Regions from separate parts of the Mus musculus genome. Here all the other regions are linked to region 4. Evidence: chromatin loops called from intact Hi-C (ENCODE). Cell type or tissue: left cerebral cortex. All regions are shown on one strand.

Region 1 (5,000 bases), 810 kb after region 4:
CGCTGTGTAGCCGAGTCAGCTCAAGCTGCTAGGACCTGAATCCTGCAGGACAGAATTTTGGAAGACAGTCCAAATGGGGGCAACACTTTACAAAGTGAAAGTTATTTCCAAAACTCGGACTCCCAGATGGCACAGCTTGTGCCACTCACTGCAGGTAGCCAGAGACAGATACAAATCCACAGGCCTTTACTCACTATACCTGTGTTCCTGGAAGGCATTAATAATCAATCCCTGCCTTCAGAGCCAGAGAGCTCAAACATGCGTGCCTATTTGTTATGTCTGTACCCCTGGCAGGCATTACTAATCAAGCTCAACCCTGGGTGCCAAAGATTTTGACCTAACTCTGGACTCCTCCTCCAAGTGGGACTCCAAGCATCTGCCGTTCAACAGCTGGAACAGCTAAGACTATCAGTGTGGACACAGGGCAAGGGGCCTATCACAGCTGCTCTCCAGAGAGAGGAGTACTGGAGCAGCAAGCAAACTGGCAGCTTTGTCCCACCCTCAGCATCTTGTAGCTCGACTTGGGAGCTCCATTATCCAGGTGCCCTTTGCTCTCTGCTCTGCTGGACTCTTGCTGCCTCGGGACTCTGGCTGTAATTAAACCTGGATGGGCACTGTGGTCCTTGGTCATGACCTCCTGGCTCAGATCTCCATTTTGCTCTTGGCCTCTGACTTTCTGGAACAGTACCCAGGACTCCTTCCATGACTTCTGCCCAGGGTTCTCCAGCAGGGCAAGCATTTAAAGCAACCCTGGATCCCCATGTCAGCTCTGCCGGATGGACGGATGGACGGATGAACGTACAGGAGACCCAGCCTTTGTTAACTCCGTTGGTGCTGGAGGAGCCTGCTTCAGGCCTCCCATCTCACATGGCTGCCCTGCTCAGCACCTGTTAGCCACATCAGCTCTGCCAACACAGCCCTGCACCCTCCAAAGTCCATCTAACTTTCTGTAGTTTCCTTTGGGGACGCATGAAGCCATCTATGTGTTTTTACGGTTCTCAGAGCTCACTCTGCTTGTCTGTGTGAACGCTGCTTAGCAGCCCCATTCCGATGGAACCGAGACTCACACAGGAAAACTCAACTTTCACTAATGTGGACAAGCATTGCTCTACCACAGCGCACAACAGCAGCCTCGAGGGCCTGGAGCTGGGAACCGGAGCCAGGTAGACGGGAAAGGTCATGATCACGTGTTCAGAGCACTGAAAACTGAGTAGCTCAGAGTGTGTTCTGCAGCTGAGTTCTGTTCTCAATTATTCACGATCTTGACTGGGATTCAAGGTCACTGTATCTCCGCATCTTTCATTCTGAGAGGACCACGTGGTGCTGTCCACTCCCAATAGGCTGCCACGAGTACAAAGCTGTGCAGAGACAGGCCAGCTGCAACAGGCAGGGTTTGCAGTATACATACATCCCTGACAGATGGACCCGAGCTCAGCCGGGCTGGGCTGTGGATCCTGAGCATAACTGAAAGTTCCTTCCTGCAGAAGAGAGAAAGGTCCCAGGCTGGACCCAAATCCCAGCGCCGGGCACATCTGAATCATTTCCATGGACACAATCCAGAAGGCCTGATGGTCAGCCATGCCCACTCCTTCCTGCCCACAGTGTCTACCTGCAAGAAGCAACCACCAACAGCCCTGGGCTCTACAAAGCTGTGAGACACCCCCCCCCCCCCCCCACACACACACACACTCGCTCTCTGATGAGGGAACAGGGCATTTGCATGTGTTTTTGTTTAGAAGAGGACAAGAATGAAGAACTTGAAAACTGAAGCCTAACTGGCTGGTCTCCCTTGAACCGCTCTGGCTGGATGCACACCCTCGGAAGTTCTCAAAGACTTATTTTCAAAGGGCTTATTTCTGAAGATTTCAAAAACGATGGTCAAATATAATCTTCTCTTTTTTCTTTCTGAAGAATAGCACATCTCAAAGTTATCTGAGTTTTACAGCCTGGAAGTTGTGAAGAATAGATCCTGGCCTGCTAGGCCCAAACAACAAAAGCAGGCAGCCCACCTGTATGCAGTGTAATCTCTTTTTGTTTTGTAATTACGGCCATCCCTGGGCCTGAGTAATGGAGAGCAAGGCAACAGCGCCATCTGTAGGTGGAGAGTGGCAGCGCAGACAGGACTCTGCCAACAGTGGCTCCGGTGTGCACGCCTTCCACACACTTGCACTCAGAACACACACACACTGACACATCACACACATGTGCACGAAAGGACACCACATCCACCACATACACATATCACAAATATACACGTTTACATGTCAGTGTACACACCAACAAACATCCACATATCTACATGTATGCATAACACATACACAGCACAGACCTATACACAAACACACTTCGCACATATTCATATAAATGCACACAAATTCACTATACACGCCATCCCACATACCCCATGATTCACACATGCAGATACGCACATGCACAATGATATCACACACATGTGCACACATACACACACCACATGCACACACCACACACCAAGCCCATACCATACCACACACAAAGAAACCACATATGTCTACCACTCATGTACCAACTTTATACATACAAAACCACCACACACACATCAAGGACACACCTTCTGCACACCCCATACACTACATAAGCACACACATACACACCACACATGTACACGCACACATGCACACACACACACACACACACACACACACATACACACCGCACTTCGGGAAGAGCTGAGTGCAGAGTTCTGTTATCTGAAGAGTAAATAAGTGGCCGTGATTACACTGGAGTGGGTTTGCTACATCTGTGAAGTTTCTAATTTTCTGTTCTCTTTTATCTGTAATTATTCCCATGTTAGGGCCTCCCCCTGTATAAATATTACTCATATGCAACACAAAAGACTAAGGGACACTCACTGCTATAACTGTTTAGTAGGGAAACATGTAAACCATCTTTGTGCTTATTAATGGAGCCTGGTTAAATTGATAGAGGCCTCTGAGGCAGTGAGGCTTGTGAAAACCTCACAGCTAGGAGGGCGCCAGGCAGAGGAGGGAGCAGGGGCATTGCCACTTAGAAGCTGAGGCTGCAAATGCAGCCTGGACAGTCTGACGTGGCTTGCACCGCTTTTGTACGATGAGTGCTCATGTAATCCTGAGCTCGTGGCATATTTGATAGAATATTTGATATTTGATGTCACATTTGACAGAATGTGCTGCAATCTGTGACATTCCAGTGACCATCCCATTATCCTCCCAGGTCTCCGCAAGACAGATTTCCTAATCCTTAAGTGTTGATGAATCGGTGTTATTTTGGCTGAGTGCAAGATTAGTTATGCAAACAGCTTCCCTGGAACTGTGAAGCCATGTCTCCACTGTCTCCCGGTATCTATTGCTGGCACGGGGAAGCCGAACACTGCTAGAATTCTGCCTCTAAGCCAAAAATATCATTTTTCTTTCTGGGGGTTTTGAATAATCTGATCCTTTTCTGTTCTTCTGGAATTTCCCCCCTACGTGTCTAGGGTGGGTCTTTCCTCCTCTCAGAACCATTACTGGGTCTTAATTTTCCTTGTTCTCTGGTCCCTTCTCTCCTTCCGGGATTCTTTAAGGAGGTGTGGATCTTAAGGGGTTACTGTCCGCATGGTTCGGCTCTCCTTGTATCTACACATCCCTGTGGGATTCCTGAAGTGTCCTGAAAGCTTTAGCTGTGTCTCCTCTGCCCTCTGCCCACAGATCAGCTTGGGATTTTGATGTTCCCATTTCTAACTTCCTGGCTTCTGTGCCTACCTGGTTTGGGGTGTACTTATCTCTCTTTGCTCTTTTTAGTCTGCTCACTGAACCGGCTAGCCCTGCTCCGAGAGCGTCTGGCTCCTTCCATCTGTTGCACTGGTATCGCACGTGTCTACTGTTGATTCTCCTCAAGTGTCTGCTGCCCCACCGCTCTAAGCTCCAAGCACTGAACCCATTGCTTTTCTTCCAGGGAATGAGACCCACTGCCCCTGGGTTGACAGATCTTGTTTTCTGGGTGTGAAGCCTACCCTCCCCCACCTTGCCTTCCTGAGGTCACAGCATTCAGTCTTGTCACCCCAGAGCTTGCAGTAACTGCTTTGGCCTCAGGCTAAGCCATTGCTGTATGACACATGGAAAAATAAGACAGAGCTACTGCATGTAATTTTAGCTCCCTCAGCTCAGTTCTCGGAAGCCCCACCCTTACCTCCCAGGTCTGTTCTGTCCTCTTGGGTATCTGTCATTCTTTGCTCTCTGCATCCCTCAGTCAGCTGCAAGGATTACCTGCCTCTCTTCTGTCTTCAAGGCTCTCTGGTCTCCTGCAGGGGACATGGCTGGCTAGGATTTCAAGTTGTATTTTTTAAATATAACGTGTGAGGGATTTGACATGTAGGAGGAAGGGATCCTGCTCCTGTGGCCATTTGTCTTCCCTGATTTAACAACTCCAGGAAACAGGTGAGTTACTGTTGCCTGTGCCATCACAGGGGATGGGTGACAGCCTCCCGCCTCCCCACCTCCCCAGGGGAGAATGAAGGTCACAGAAAGCATGCTCTGTGGTGTTACCCAACTCAGTTTGTGTCTGCTTATTTCTCGTGACTCTGAATAAGGACAAATGTTAAATATCTGGTCATCGGCATCTTGTAGCAGATTTGGCAACAATTCATTTGTTAAAACATTTGTGTTCGTTCTCTTTTCAGGGTTAGATGCTTTCAGCTAGAACATCTGGTTTCTGTGTTTACAAAGTCTTACCGAGTGTGATAAGTACTTAGAGCCATTTTCTCTTCTGCTGTCATAACCCAGATATCTTTCCTGTTGCAACAATGAGTCGCTCGCTGGTTGCCACCCAGGGGTTTGGCTTGGAGACCCTTCTCACTTCTTTCTCCTTTCTCATGCTCTCCGTGGAGAGTGGACACTGGCTTCGTCTTACAGAATGATGTCCTTGGCGTTAGTGTGGAAGGAGCATCCAGACCCAAGCTTCCAGAAGAAGCATCTTTCAGGCTGATGAGATCGAGAGGCTGGTGC
Region 2 (5,000 bases), 280 kb before region 4:
ATCTCACCAGTGAGAAAGGTGAGGCGAACTGTTAGCACTTAGAAAAACTAACTAAATACCACTTATTTGTGAATTACCACCACCAAAGGCCTGTAATTATTATTATTACCTTTAAGGATGGAAATAAATCTTTCGATGGGAGGTAAACACTACCTGTGGGCGACCTTTCTTCTCGATGCTAAAGTCTAGTTTTCCTAGAGGTGAAGGTGTTGGCTACTTTTCTGTCTTATGAGAAACTCAGTGGTTAGTACCCTCCCACCCCTCCTCCAGTAGATGTTCAACACAGCACTCTCAAAAAGGATAAAGTATGTATTAGCAATGCTTCCTGGATAGTATTATGATAGTTTTGTTAACGGCGTCAGTCATCGTGGGCCCAGGCTCCCAGGACAAACTTCAGCTATACACTCCAGAGTGCACTTCATCTACAGCACGCCGATCTAAGTGCACGCAGATGTCCTCAATCAGAAAGTGCAGACAGCAGCGATGCACTCTGGGCAGGCATCGTTAGCTCTGTGCCCGACTTCGAGATAAACACTAGGAATTGACCAGTGAACAAAACTCCAGCTTCATGGAGAGTGCAAAAATCCAGAAACGTGAATGTGAGCAACTGAACTGTGAGAGGTCAGAGGTCGGAGAGCGTGTCTGCTCAGAGCTCAGATGGACACGGTCAGGCCAAGCATCATGGAGCAAGGACTGTGGAAGAAGAGCCTGCTGTTTAGGCAAAGTGCAGGAGAGCGGTGCCCCCATTACCACAAACCTCTGGAACAGGAAGTGCTTGAAACTATTAAAGAAGCCAGAGAAGAGATGCTGAGGTCCACCCAGTGACCACTTGTAGGTAAGTCCCCCAGTGTAGCAATGGGGCCAGCAGTGAGTAGATCACTCAGGACCACATGGAAGAGTTCTGTTCTAAACGTGACCCAGAGCCATCGATGGGTTGGAAATAAAGAGCTGACATGATCTCATTTTTGTAAAAAGTATTGATTGGCAAGCAGCTACAAGCAGGGGAATGGACAGAGAGAGGCGTGGAGAAGCAGCGTGGAAACTGGGCTAACTCAGACTGTACAGTCAGGGAACGTGCAGCTCTTGAGGGAGCCGCCACTGATGATGCCCTGACTCTGCTTCCCTGTCATGAGTCTCATGCTACTGTGCGTAGACAATGGCCTTGACAGATCCATGGCTTCCCTGAGCCTGCGCCTCAGCCAGGCCATGCCTCTGTACCTCATCAAGACAGATAGCAGCGACAAGTACTTCCAGAAGTCCTGCCTGGATGGCCCAGACCTGGAAATACCTACTGGGTCTGAGGCCTGGAGGCCTAGAACGGTCACAGAAGCCATTAGAAGCTGGTGTTTCTTTGCTTGCAAATTTGTCACAGAGACAGGCACAACCTGTAAATCCTCCCTCAGTTTTCAGACACCCAGCCTTCCAAAGCTAAGTCTAAGCTCTGGTCCCCAACACAAGCATGACCCAAAGCTGCTCTCTCTCCCTGCGGGACATCTCTCATGTGATCAACACTGAACCGCACATCTCCTGTTCCTAGTGCAGGTGACAATATCAGTCACAGTCCTTAAAGCAAGTCCATGGCGACTTATAAATCGTGACCTGAATATGTCACTTCAGAGTCACAACAATGAAGTTCACAGAGCCTGCGAGAGGGAGACTTGGGAAACAGAAGTTAGAAAGAAAGCACAAAGGAGTTAGACTAGACTCTACTTATACTAGGCCCCATCTTATAGATGAAGGCTTTAAACTGGGAAGCCAAGAGGGGCCAGACGCGGTTGGACCCTGCTTACTGCCGTGTGGCCAGCTTTTGGATGCCAAAAGAAGAGTCCACCACCAGCATCTGGAGCTGGTCCTTACAGCTGAGACAAACACTAGAGGCAGGCAAGCTCTACAAATCAAGGGTTGCAGACGGCTCTCAAGTCAAGCTGACTCCTCCGTCCTCCCCATGATGCCTTGCTTCTCCTTCTACCCATGATGCGTTGCCAGCGGCCTGGGGTCCTTCTGTAATCTCCTCCTCCCCATGATGCCTTGCCAGTGGCCTGGGTCCCACCTTTAATCTCCTCCTACCCATGATGCCTTGCCAGCGGCCTAAGTTCCATCTGTAATCTCTGCCTACCCATGATGCCTTGCCAGCGGCCTGGGTCCCATCTGTAACTTCCACACAGCTTCACCGAGCTCCCTTCCACCCTGTGGCAGGAATCTCCTGCTGGACAACTGGCGGACAGGATCAGAGTTTACCTTCTTATTTTGTTACACAATATGCTTGCTGGGTTAACTGAGGGTGGTGATGGTGGCTGTACTGTCTGTATCTGTTGTCTGTGGTCCCCTGAGGATGTCAGAAGGAGATGACTGTGGCCCAGCCATCTGCAGTGAGGGGCATTCCGGACTGGGGTGTTTCCTGTTTCAGTCTGACATCATGCCACATCAAAATGCAGCCGAGGGACAGGAGCCCACTTCATGGTGATAAGCTTAAATCATGTGGCCTCCTGGCAGCCTGGGCCATGTTTTGGTCATGTGCTTTTAGTAATGTCTGCTGGTGTTAACCCTCCTTGGGAGGCCACAATCCTATAGCAGGTGGGCCACATGGCTGCAACGTCCTGAGTGAGCTCCTCTCCAGAAGCAGGGGTGGTATTATCTTGTCCTGTGGTGCACTACCTGTGATGCCCACAGTGTGGGGGTATCACACAGACATGGGACTCTATCCTTGGACCCTCCCTACCTTTAGAAAACAGGTCCTGCCTCCCAAGTCACAATCAGCCAGGATAGGGTGCTATGTACTTGGGACTTCTAGATCTCCCAAATTCAAACAGTAGTTATTTTCACTTCTGCATATATGCTCACGTCTGTGTTTGCATGTATGAGTCTGTGTGCCTATGTGCCCATGTATATCATGTGTGCATGTTCAGGCATGTGTCTATATGCATATAGCTCTTTCCCTGTTAGATGATTTCATGTTATCTCATTTTGAAGTAGAGAGATATAAAACATACGTGACATGCTTGCCGACTACCCTCCTAGCCTGATGTTTTTGTGGCTGTTTATGCTCCATGTTTCTGGAATCCTCACTGTTACCTGAGATTTAGGAGATCTTGGATGCTCGAGAAAGGGAGGCAGCGAGAAAACAGAGAATTAAGATGTTGCCTTTGGAAAGACAAACAGGTGCCTCCTGAAGAGCCTGAGGTCAGACCTTGTTAGCAGCAGGGACCCCGGCATGCAGGGGAGATGTATGCTGGCCTAGTCAAGCTACCCCTCTGTTCCTATATCTGCTGGACACAGAGGACAGGCCGGTGGTGACCCTTCCACCTCCTCACTGCCTCCCCGACCCCTGCCAGCCTCTTGCTCTGTTTTGTAAACTGAAAGGAAGCTGCTGTGCAGTGAACCCTGGTCAAACACCGGCTCGGCCTTGTGGACACCAAGCTGCCACTTTGTAGCATTCTCGAGTAACCAAATTTGCTTTTCCTTTTTTTCTTTTCTTTCTTTCTTCTTCTTCTTCTTTTTTTTTTTTTTTTTTTTTTTTTAGCCCACACCTGCAGCTTGGAGCTGACACAGAAGTTAACCACCCCAGTACATTGGAATCAGAAAATGTTGTTCTAACAAAATGTTTCAGGCTGGATCAGCTCCAACTCCTTGAAGAAGCTTTTCTTCCGTTATCCAATTCATCTCCTTACTGAAGTGCTTGGCAGAATCTTCCAGCGCCGTTGGGCTCTGTGACTCTATTTGGAATGCGTGGGATTCTGGGAAATGGATGAGTGGTGGTACCTGGGGAGGCTGGGGCCGTGTCTGTAGCCCTCTATACCTCATCCAGAAAGAGAGCTGCTACCACGGTGAGGAGAAGCCCTGGGGACAGTAACACAGGACGGCCGGTGCGTGGAGCTAGATGGGCATCTCAGGAAGCAGGGAGGCTCCTGGGTGAGGTAGCCCCTCCTCCCAGAGGCCTGGTGTCCCCAGACACCAGCCTGTACAAGGTCTGCTCTTTCCCTCTGGTCACAGGAGCACACAGAGATGGCAGTCCCTGAACAGCAGCAGCAGAGGCCAGCGCCTTTAGCCTTCAGGAGTGAGAGCGGTTACTAAGTGATTCCTCTGAAGTCTCCCAGCCTGTGGCATTCTGTTACTGCATCCTGACAGAATGTACAGGAAGGGCTCTGTTTGTATAACGAGAGAAACAAACAAACAGAAATCCCTAGGGCGCATCCATCTTGCAAATCTATTTATATATGGATTGAGTTTTGTTTTTTTTAAAACCAAACATGGGGACTGGGGTGCAGTTCAGTGGGAGAGCATTTGATAAGGGTGTCTGACGCTCTGGGCTTGGTTCCCAACCTGCACGAACATGCACATGTGTACATGCGCTCATGCACACAGACACATGTACATGCACACACACACACACACACATGCGTACACACATGCAAATGTGTATGCATACAACACATACACATATACACACACATGTGTGCACACCTCTTATTCTGTTAGTTAGTTTATATATGTTCATTCACATTTAAAGATAATATATGCTCAGTGACATGCCTACTGGTACATGGTTGTAATGTGATTCAGAGTCCCTCAGGAAGGCAGCACCCAGGAGCTCCTGGAACTGTCCATGCCTCTGACACATCAGTGGTTTGAGCTATAGGTGAGCAGGACAAGGTAGCCTGGGACTCTTCTGCACAGGGTAATTCATGTAATGGTGGACTCTCAAAGACCATGCTTCTGTTCTTAAAGCCTCTGTGCAAAGTCACTAGGATACCCCTGGCTGAAAATCTTGATTTCTTCCTGACAGGCAACTGATGAAGTCTTAGCCACACTGGTTCACACTGACATGTGACATCACTGCCCCTGAACCTATCTCCCCATTAGCCTTGAAGGAGAGTTGGGGCCTGGTGGCTGTCTGTCTGCCATCCACCCTTCCCTGTCACTTTGGGGTACTTGACTGACTCCTGGTGAATCCTGAGTCCATAGACTGAGTAAGTGGTTGCTCTATTTCTGCACATCTGGAG
Region 3 (5,000 bases), 860 kb after region 4:
CAGACACAGGTAAGTGTCCAATACCTGGAAGCTGTTGTCATTTTGGTTCTGTGCAGTAGTTCTCAGTCTGTGCTCCTGTCAGTATCAGAGACACCTAGGAATATGTTAAAACACACATCCCTGCCATCACCAGAGCCACAGTGGCCTAGCAACCCACATCTCGGCAGCTCTTCTGGCCCTTGAGATTGTAAGGTATGCTTGAGAAGTGCCCGAGACACCTGTTCCGATAGAAACTGTGACTAGCTGACCTCCCTGTCCCCCATCACGATCCGGCATCCCTATCTGACCCCCCTTTTATCTTCATCCTCAGAGAAGCTCTGTGTCTGGCACAATCGAGGTTCTAAACCCTACCCAGTAACGAGTGATGGCTCTGCAGCATTACAGATGTTTTCCCAGCACCCCGAAGGACCCACGATCTCCCCATTTCTCCCTACTGTTTAGAAAGACAGGTGACAGTGAAATGCTCAGGTCCCTGTCTTGGCCGCCATGTGGCATCTCTCTTACATGCGTTCTCGCGACCGGCCAGGAAAGACGCAACAAACCGGAATCTTCTGCGGCAAAAGCTTTATTGCTTACATCTTCAGGAGCAAGAGAGCAAGAGCAAGAGAGCAAGAGAGCGAATGGCGAAACCCCGTCCCTTTTTAAGGAGAATTATCCTCCGCCTAGGACGTGTCACTCCCTGATTGGCTGCAGCCCATCGGCCGAGTTGTCGTCATGGGGAAGGCAGAGCACATGGAGTGGAGAACTACCCTTGGCACATGCGCAGATTATTTGTTTACCACTTAGAACACAGGATATCAGCGCCATCTTGTAATGGTGAATGTGAGGGCGGCTCCCCACACATCTCCTTTCTCTGAGTCTGATGGTGTGCTAAGGGACAAATCCCATGACTGACTCCTCCCACAAGGCTTGGTAATCTGATGTTACAGGACTGACCACTGGGCTGTCCACTCTCACTTCCTGTTTGACTCTGGAGCACTTGAAAAATGAGAGAGACGGGGGTGGTGGTGGGGGTCGGTTTCCCACAGCTTTGTTCCTCTCCTGGCTTTGACACTGTTGGGGTCTCACTGTGTAGTTGCTTTAGATTAGGCCTCTCCTGTTTGCCAAGCCTCTGAAGCACACACAGCTTGCATCAAACCAGGTGAGAGTGTGGGAGGGTCCTGCTACTGTCACCTGCTGGGCTTGCACTGGGTGACAGGCAAGGGGCAGGCAGACTCCTTTGTGGAGTTTAAGGGATGAGGAGTCTGTCTTCCAATGGGGAAAGAAGCAGAGCCACACCTGGCATTCCCTAGAGAGGACAGCTGTTGGGCATCTCCTGGGACATGATGTTCCTGCTGTTGGTGGAGACTGGGACACTCCACCTGATGGATGGAAGTTAAGCCAGGCAGCAGGTCCCCTTTGCCTATTAAAGTAGCATTAAAATGTGTTTAGTGGAAATACCTAGTGCAGGCGGCACCCTAATGAAACTGGCATCCTCATATACTTCTGGAAGCATCTGGCAAGCTAGCAAATGGGGATAATGTGCAGTTGGAAGGCATCCGTCAACACATGAGCCATTATAAACATTTGTGCTGCTGGGCCCAGCAGTCAGAGCTATGGAAAGCTGTCCTCGACAGCGATACTTTCAGCAGAACGGGGTGCATTCTGGGTTGCGTTTGTTGCCAACAGAAGTGATAAAGATGTCAGAGAGTGACTATGGAAATGGACATGACTGCTCGGGGGGTTAGAAGCCTTTAATGTGATTTTCCTGGCAAACATCAGCCACCTGAACACAAAAGAGTCTTAAGCTATGTTGGTTAAATAGCAGCACCTGGAGTCGTACTCAGTACAACAGCAGCAAGCGCAACAAGGGAGACGCCAGAGGGGGGTGTGTCAGAAGGACCTGTGACAGTGCCATACATATGGCATGGCTCCCTGCACTTTGTGTTCTGCGCTGAGTGGGAATGGTTGAGAGGGGTGACGCGGAGCTGGCTGTGCTGAGGGAGGACACCATGGTCACAGGATCTTCTCCCTCTCGCTCTCTTTTAGCAAGCATTCAGAGACAAGATGCCTCAGGTTTGATTGGCCAGAGACCAGGAAGCCTCTGAGCCATGTGCAGAGAGCTATGAGGTTGACACCATGCTCCCCCTGCCCCAGCCCTTGATGATTGCCTGGCAGCCTCAGCTCTAGTTTGGCAAGTTATATCCCTCAAGAGTAGGGGTGCCTGAGTACAAGACGGGAGTCCCTGTTGGCTGAGGAACCTGCAGAGAGTATTGCATAAGAAGTTCCCTAGTGGCAAGCGACGGCTGAGACATTTGAAATATGGGGCAGGCACGGGCAGAGAGGCTTAGAGCAACCTGGGTAAAATTGCTTTAATGCCGTGGAGCAGGGCTGTGGGGAGGAGCTCCCATTTCCATGTCAAACGGAAAAGCTCTCTTCATAGTTTGTATACAGGGCTCTTGCTTTGCCCTGCAATTTTGGTCACATAAGCTAGAAGGTATTTGGAAGTCTTTGCTTCATTTAATAACAAAACATAATATTATTTCTTGCTTACTTAACAGCCATCTTGTTATTTATTTCCATTAATTTTAATAACTGGAATAATAAAGAGTTATAGGTTCGTGTTAGATAAGGTTTTTTTCCCCTTTGTTAACTATCACTCCACTATTAAAATCGGCCTGTCCCCAATCTGTCATTAAGGACAGATTGTAAAATACAAGTTCCTATCACTTTGTGAGCCTCTGAGCTCTGCCACTCCACAATGCCCAGGTCTCTCAGACTCTCCTCTGCCAAGAACACCAGAGATAGATTTGAACAAAACATATTTTTAAGAGTGCATGCTGCCACCTGGTGGTGGTGTACCCAAATTTAATTCTTAGAGTTTAGATGGCAAGGCAATTCTTAGGAAATAGATTGGGGACAGTCATTTCATGGTTCGTATTCTTTATTTAGCTCCTTCTGTTCCAGACCAAGGGCACTCACGTTCTCTCTCTATCTGCTTGCCGCTGTACTCCTGGCTTCCAGGTGCTGTTACCCCATGGGGCAGTGGGTTCCTGTGGGCTCCTGTGGATTTTGCCCTCATCCCAGCTAACCCACAACACTGATCAGCAAACCCCGGCCTCACCTGGCTTACAATGCAGCACCCCCTTCTACCCCCATGTCCCAGTCCCAGTCACACATACCCACGGCAAACTGATCTGCTGAGCTCAGTACCAGAAGGAACAGCATTAAAGCAGGAGACAGCTGTTTGCTGGTGGGAAAGAGCGGCTTTCAATTATTTAATATGAAGCAACAAGGGGAGTGGCTCAGCCCCTGACAGGCTGACTAATTCGTAGGCTCTCAGGCAACACCAGGCCGGTGAAGTTACCGTCCTTTGATTGGTAACACGATGGCATCTTAATTTGTTTGTGTAATTACATTTTTTTAGGGCTACTATCAAATGTTAATGCTGTGTTAGGCAGAGGACGTAAAACGATTCGGATACACCAGACATGGTGTCACTGTGGGGGTGGGGGTGATTGCTGGGACTTTGTTGGAATGAGAACATCACTAGCGAGAGGCACACGTATGTGGCTTTCCTGAGGCCAGCTCGCTTCAGGTGACTGGTGTTGGTCTCAGATATCACATTCACTGTTGTTCCTGATGTTTAATTCATCAGTGTGCTCCAGGTCTGGCAGTAGGATGGGTGTGTGCATGGAAGCCAATTTCCTGCCAGTACATTATCACTCGTAGGAGGATTCCCTTTCCTTGGGAGGATTCTCTGTATCCTGGGAGGATTCCTTGTCTCCTGGAGGACTCTTTATCCCTAGGAAAACTCTTGCCCTGGGAGGACTCTCTTTCCTTAGGAGGAGTTCTCTATCCCATATGAGGAGCTCTCTACTCCCAAGCGCACTAAGATTGCCCTGTGCCACAACCCTTCCTCTAGGCTAGCCACCATGCCCATTAATACCCCTCTAAATGCTCTGGCTTCTAGGCCAGTGGACTCCTGGAGTAGCACCAGGCTGGGAACCAGGTGTCAGGTGTGTCCGCACCAGCCTGAAGCATCACTCTGACAGGGATATGTCCTGGTCTAAGATCTCCTGACCTGGCAGAGAGCCAGAACTCTCCGTCATACCTAGATACAAACAGGTTCCCAGGGAGATGCCTGCTCCAAGAGGCTTCCATTGACTAGGTTCTCGAGTACAGGGATACCCAAGAGGACTCTTATTTCATATTTAACATGCAGAGCAGATCCCTGCTACACAGTTCCAACTCTGTGGACCAAGTTTTCCCACATACTTGGGAACCCACACTTCTCTAAGCCCTTTCCCTCAGACAGACCTGTGCTCTGGGTGGGAAAAGCTAACCACCTATCAGGCATTTATCTGTTCAGTCCTGCAGACTGATGCTCTCTGGGCAAAGCACATGGGTTGGGGAGTTCACAAGTGCAGAAAAACCAATTCTTGATTTCTTTACTGGCGGTGACATTACACAAAATTTTCCAGAGAAGCAGAATGGGGGGAAGGGAGGGCACAAATATTACAGAGCGAGAAGGAGAGGTGGACTTTGGGGAGGGGAAGCAGGGAGGGAAGAGTGGTATGGGTATGGAAAGAGGAAGAGAGAGAGACAGGCTGAGATGGACTGAAAAGCTGGAAAGGCAGAGATGTGGAAGGAGGGAGAGATGCAGAGAAAGAGAGGGGGAAAGGAGAGAGGAAGAAAGGAAAAAGGAAGCAGAGAAGGCAGAGGGGACAGACAGGAGAAACTGGGCTTTGTTGTCTAGGAGGCTGATGAGTCCCACAGTCTGCACACTGCAGCTGGGGACCAGGAGGGTTCACACCAGGGTCAGGCCTGAGACCCACAGCAGCTGCTTTTGTAGGTGCTGTTCTGGGCACGAAAGGTTAAGACGCAATGCAATGCAGAAAGGGGATGCTGAGATGGAGGCAGGCACGTGTCTCTCCCCTCACTCTGCACTGCATGGGCAGAGACACTCACCTGGGGATTCATCTCCTTCATTGAGATCAAGGATCCCAAGTGAAGCTCCT
Region 4 (5,000 bases):
GCACCTAGGGTCCCGCCCGCTCAGCTCCGCGGCTCCTCGCTCCGATAGCGAGCGGCTTCGCGCAGCGCGGGCGGCGGTTTGAGAAGACCGGGAGACACCAGCTAGCCCCACGGGTTCCCAGATCGCCTGCGATCGGAGAGGCGGCAACTTACCCGGAGCGCGCCCGAGAGCCCGAGCAGCAGCAGCGGCAGCACAGAGCCTGTGGTCATCGTCCCCGCCGCGCCGCCCCGGCGCTCGCCCGGTGCCCGGCTTCCCTCGCCGCGGCGATGCTCCGCCCGCGCCCGCCCTGCTTTTCCCCGCACTTGCCGCCCGGGCTCCGGGAGCCAGGCCAAGTGGGCCGGCGGCGCGCTCCCTCCGGCCGGTGCGTCCGCCGGCCTCGCAGCCGCCCGCGCCTCTGTTCCGCGCGCTCGGAACTGCAGGTGAAGCTGAGCGGCGGCCTCGCCGAGGCCCCGCCCCTCCGGCCGGGCCTGACGCGGGCCTTAAAGGAGCCGCTCCCGCGCCCACTCGCTCAGCCGCTTGGCCTGGTTGCTCGCTGGCAGGGCGGCCTCAGTCCCGTGGGACAACTAGAGGCCTGTATGAGCAGACGAAGCCAGGGAGACTGGGTTTCTAGGAGCAAAGACGGTGTGAACCAAAGAAGACTGTGTAGTCTCTGCCCAGCAAGTTAGATGTCCTTTGTAGATTGTGGGACCCCTGCTTGTGATCACACCGTGATGTTAGGTCAACTTCTTTTCAGAGCCCACAGTGAAGAGTGGACACTTCCTTCATCCCTGTGTCATCTAAGTCTCCGGACACAGGCCTTTGTGATGGCCTCCAGCCCTCTGAACAGCTCAGGGATCGGAAGAGAGGGAGAGGGGAGGGGTCACTCTCCAGCTGGGCTGGCTCGGCTGACCCCTTATAGTGTGGGCCTGGCTCTGGCTATCCTCCAAGGTTTGGGAGGATTCCTACCCATTCCTCTGTGTGTGCCAAAATGTAGTTAGGTCTTCTGTATAGGCAAGGAAGAAATCAGAGGCCGCGGAAGGAAGGAAGGGACTCCAGCGGGCAGAGCTGTCAGGCACGTCAGCTCCCTGGGCAGGCCAGCTCCATTTGCTTCGCATGGGCAATTTCCAACCCTGACTGCAGGCATTTCTTTAAGCATCGTATCGCTCTCGCGGAAAAATAAGGGCAGCTTGGACTGTGAGTGAAGGCTTCCCCATCCCTCCCTTGGCTAAGCAATGTACAGAAAAGTGGAGTGTCTGCTCAGATGTTTTTCAAATGTTCTTTGTCTCTCTTCTGAGAAAATCTGTGTCCAGAATACAATAGTTCTGGTTTGAGAAGAGTGAATTAAGTTGCCCCAAGGTCATAGTTAACTTGGACAGAGAGACCTTTTCTTCCTTGCCCCCCCTCCCCCCACTATGGTGGATGACACCCTAGGTCTCCTGACTAGTACTCGAGCCATGGGAAATCAGGGTAACCCAGGGTGCATAGTGGGCTCTGTCCAGAGGTATGAGACTGGGTTTAGCTTGGACCACCAAGTATCTGAACACCAAGCCTGTGCCAACCTGGCCCTATGCCACAGACTGTCCCAGTATTGGCCTGCTAAGGAATGAGAGAGGCTACTAACTTAGCATGGCTGGCTGGGCAGTCTTCAGACTCTTCTATGTCCTTCCCTGGGGAGACAAAGAAACATTCACTCTTGATAGAGAGGTACCCAGACCAAAGCAAGACTTGAGTACAGCTTGGCGAGTCGGTGAGCTTACTGGGGAGGTGAGAAGGAATATGGAGACCTGGAGGAGACAGCTACCCTGTAGATTCAGACACACTGTACAGTCAGGGGGAGATGGCAGCAAATCCTTTTGGAGAGTTCTGTTCTGCTTCTAGGGCACATGTCCCTTAAGGAGATGCCTCCCTCCTGAACATACTTCATCCTGCCCACATCAGCTCCTTCGCTCTTCTTGTATTGAGATGCCTCCGTGGGGGCCACTCTGTGTTCTTAGCCCAGACCTAAGGCAACAGTAAGTCACCTGAAAGAGCCCCTCCTCTCTCCAGCTTAGGTTCTGAGAAGACAGCCATGTCAACTTGAGGGACAAGCCATGGATCTGAGGAAGCAGGTGCCTCCTCAGCACACCTCACCCTTGCCTACAGTTATCTATCTGAGAGTTTTGGCCCTCCAGACAAGCACTGTGACTTCCTGATAGAGCTTACTATCCTAGCATTAACCAGCCCTACTGTGAGTATAGAAGGGTTGTGTAATTTAATCTGCCCCAGGTGTGCACTCACAAGGTTCCCTTTATACAGCCGGCAGAGGGAAGTTTAAGGTTCACTTATTAAGAACGGGCTCCCAGCATTAGCACACAGACCCCAGGGCCCATGCACGGGCAGCATTCCCCAAACTTACTTATTCAAGTCGTTGACTTAGGCTTCTTACAGGAATCCACGTTTCTAAGAGCATGGCTCAGAAACGTTGCAGTAACCCATGCGAGTCCAGCAGAGAGCATTGCTTTGTCAGGCTTGTTCTGAGTGAAGCAGAGAGGGCGTGCTGAGACAGGCAAATACAAAGCGGCTCTTTCCAGGGACTGTCCTAGCCTGTTTCTTATAGTCTGGCCAGCATGACCAAGGGAGCTTGTTTAAAAATATGGGTTCTTGGGCCCCTCACCCACTACTCCCTACTAAAATCCATAGGATAACACACACACAAACCCCCCCCCTCACTCACACACTCTCTCTCACACACACTCACACTTATATTCACATACATTCACACACACATACACTCACATGCTCACATATATTCACACACACTCTTACACAATCATACACTCACAGCCACATGCTCACACACTCATATACTCTCACACACACTTAAACACACTCATACACTCACATACATCTATACACATCCATACACACTCATACACACTCACACACTCTCACACACTCTTACACTCACACTCACACATTCACATGCTCACAGACACATACACTCACACACATTCATACACACTCATATATACTCACACACACGCTCACAGACATACACTCACACACTCACATACTCTCTCACACACATTCATACACTCACACACATTCACACACTCATACACACACTCTCACACAAACTCTTACACTCATACTCACATGCTCACACACATTTATACACTCACTGCCACTCTTCAAGTCATCCTTCTACTCAGGAGGAAATATGCAGAGCCCTAGTGAGAATACAGATTCTCCAAGCTCCATCTGCAGCAAACAACACTGCCTTTTCCCTAGCCTCCTTCCTCTCCTCCTCTCCTCCTCCCCTCCCTCCCTCCCTTCTTCCCTCCCTCCCTCCCTTCGTCCCTCCTCCTCTCCTCCTTTCTTTTCTTATTTTAAGGCCCAAGTTGGCTTCAAACTGACAGCAGTCCTCCTGCCTCAGCCTCCTTACTGTGAGGATCATAGGGTTGAGCCAATATTATTATCTTTTCCTTAAGTTCCTCTTTGACTCATAATGCCCATACTAAAATCTATAGTAAAAAACTCTTTCCATTTATTTATGCATTTATTTATTCATTCATTCACTTTGCATCACAATTACCTCTCCTTCTACTCTTACCTTCCCCCTTCTCCCATTCCCCCTCCCCTTCTCCTCAAAGGGGCAGGTCCCCTCCCTAGGTGCTAACCTGCATTGGTACATAGAGAGTCTCATCCTCTCCCACTGAGGCCAGACAGCCCAGCTATGGGAAAGGGATCCATAGGCAGGCAACAGAGTCCAAGTCACAGACAACCCCCTGCTCAAGTTGTTAGGGGACCCACATGAAGACCAAGCTGCACATCTGCTGCATATTGTCGGGAGCCTACATCCATGCATGCTTTTGGTTGATGATTCAGTCTCAGTGAGCTCCCATGGGCCCAGGTTAGTTGTCTCTGTAGGACCTCCATCTTTACTTCATACAAAGAAAGAAAGAAGAGCCTGGTACCAACAATGTTGTGCAGGGAATATGGTCTTAGACCCTTGGACCCCTGCATTTAATAGCCACCCTTGTGGACAGTAAGCATTTGAACTGTAGGCATTGATTCCATAGGCATTGCTTCCCGTGGAATGCCCTGGACCAAGGAGCCTTAGGAAATGCTGCTTCCTGGGCCTTGGGGTTCTGTGGGTGAAATATGAGGCTCTGACCTACCACTGCCTGCCAGTTCTGCATGGGGCAGCCACTGAGACCTCGAACTTCAAAATCTGAGTAGAGGACCCTAGAAGTGTGCTTTTGTTCCAAAGAGAAGTTATGAAAAGACACCAGGGAATGGGTGTTGTACACATGTAAAACTGTGGAGGCTTGAAAGCAGTGAAGTCTTTTATACCTTCCACTTGAGGTATCTGGCAAGGAGTTCGACTTCCACAAGTCAGATGCTCAAAGATCTCTGACTTCTGTCTGTAGTTTTGCAACCCCTACCATTTATCATGTGTGTGTATGCATGGTCATGCAGGTACATATGCGTGTGTGTGTTTATGTGTGTATGTGTGTACATGCATGTGCATGTATGTGTGTGTATGTATGTGTGTATGTGTGTACATGCATGTGCGTGTATGTGTGTGTATGTGTGTGTGTGTGTGTGTGTGTGTGTGGTTACAGATGCATGTTGCCATGGGTGTCCTTTTAAGCTGGTGCTGAGGATCCAGGCTCAGATCTTCATGTTTTTGTGGCAAGCACGTTAACAACTGAGCCATCTCTCTAGCTTGTGTTTATCATAATCTTTTAGGCACCTTAGTGTTAAAGGGAAAAAAAGCTGTCTTGTAAAGAAGGTAGAGCTGGCAAAAATTGTGCTTATAAAATAAAGCCAGATCCTTGGGGAAGTGTGGTTGAGACTATTTGAGGCAGGATGAGAAGGAATGGAATCAACCTGCTACCGGCTCCTGAAAGCCTCTTTGCGCAGAAGACAGAAGACTCTTAAGGGAAGAAGCAAGAGAGAGATGGAGAGGGAGTGAGCAGAGCACAAATATCAGGCTGCCTCAAGTCTGGCATCATTTACCAGCCTAGCCATGCTTC

The links. Peaks named below come from ENCODE experiments on the same cell type or tissue, not always from the same donor. Only the 100,000 strongest peaks of a DNase experiment are listed, where the experiment ranks them.
Region 1: a loop joins it to region 4, with 5 times the contacts of the local background. A loop is called at or near these places in 2 of 42 quality-filtered maps.
Region 2: it touches region 4 in a loop (2.7-fold over the local background); 2 of 42 quality-filtered maps call a loop at or near these places.
Region 3: a loop joins it to region 4, with 5 times the contacts of the local background. A loop is called at or near these places in 2 of 42 quality-filtered maps.

The regions. Positions count from the first base shown.
Region 1 is chr2:178,627,041-178,632,040 of GRCm38, reverse strand. No RefSeq gene overlaps it. Among named protein-coding and RNA genes, the nearest start is that of Gm40031, 5.2 kb to the left of the region's middle. In left cerebral cortex, a CTCF peak has its summit at 2,103 (motif pointing left); DNase peaks (open chromatin) are centred at 2,093, 3,328 and 3,857.
Region 2 is chr2:179,720,628-179,725,627 of GRCm38, reverse strand. All of the region lies in intron 2 of Cdh4 (cadherin 4), which reads right to left. Among named protein-coding and RNA genes, the nearest start is that of Gm36066, 81 kb to the left of the region's middle. In left cerebral cortex, a CTCF peak has its summit at 2,671; a DNase peak (open chromatin) is centred at 3,664.
Region 3 is chr2:178,572,869-178,577,868 of GRCm38, reverse strand. No RefSeq gene overlaps it. Among named protein-coding and RNA genes, the nearest start is that of Gm40031, 59 kb to the left of the region's middle. In left cerebral cortex, a CTCF peak has its summit at 2,833 (motif pointing left); DNase peaks (open chromatin) are centred at 2,225, 2,827 and 3,678.
Region 4 is chr2:179,437,831-179,442,830 of GRCm38, reverse strand. It overlaps Cdh4 (cadherin 4), which reads right to left and starts at 400. Exons shown (of 16, transcript NM_009867.3): 1 at 153-400. The coding sequence starts at 209. In left cerebral cortex, a CTCF peak has its summit at 2,470 (motif pointing right); DNase peaks (open chromatin) are centred at 255, 969 and 2,465; H3K4me3 peaks cover 787 bases; H3K27ac peaks cover 681 bases.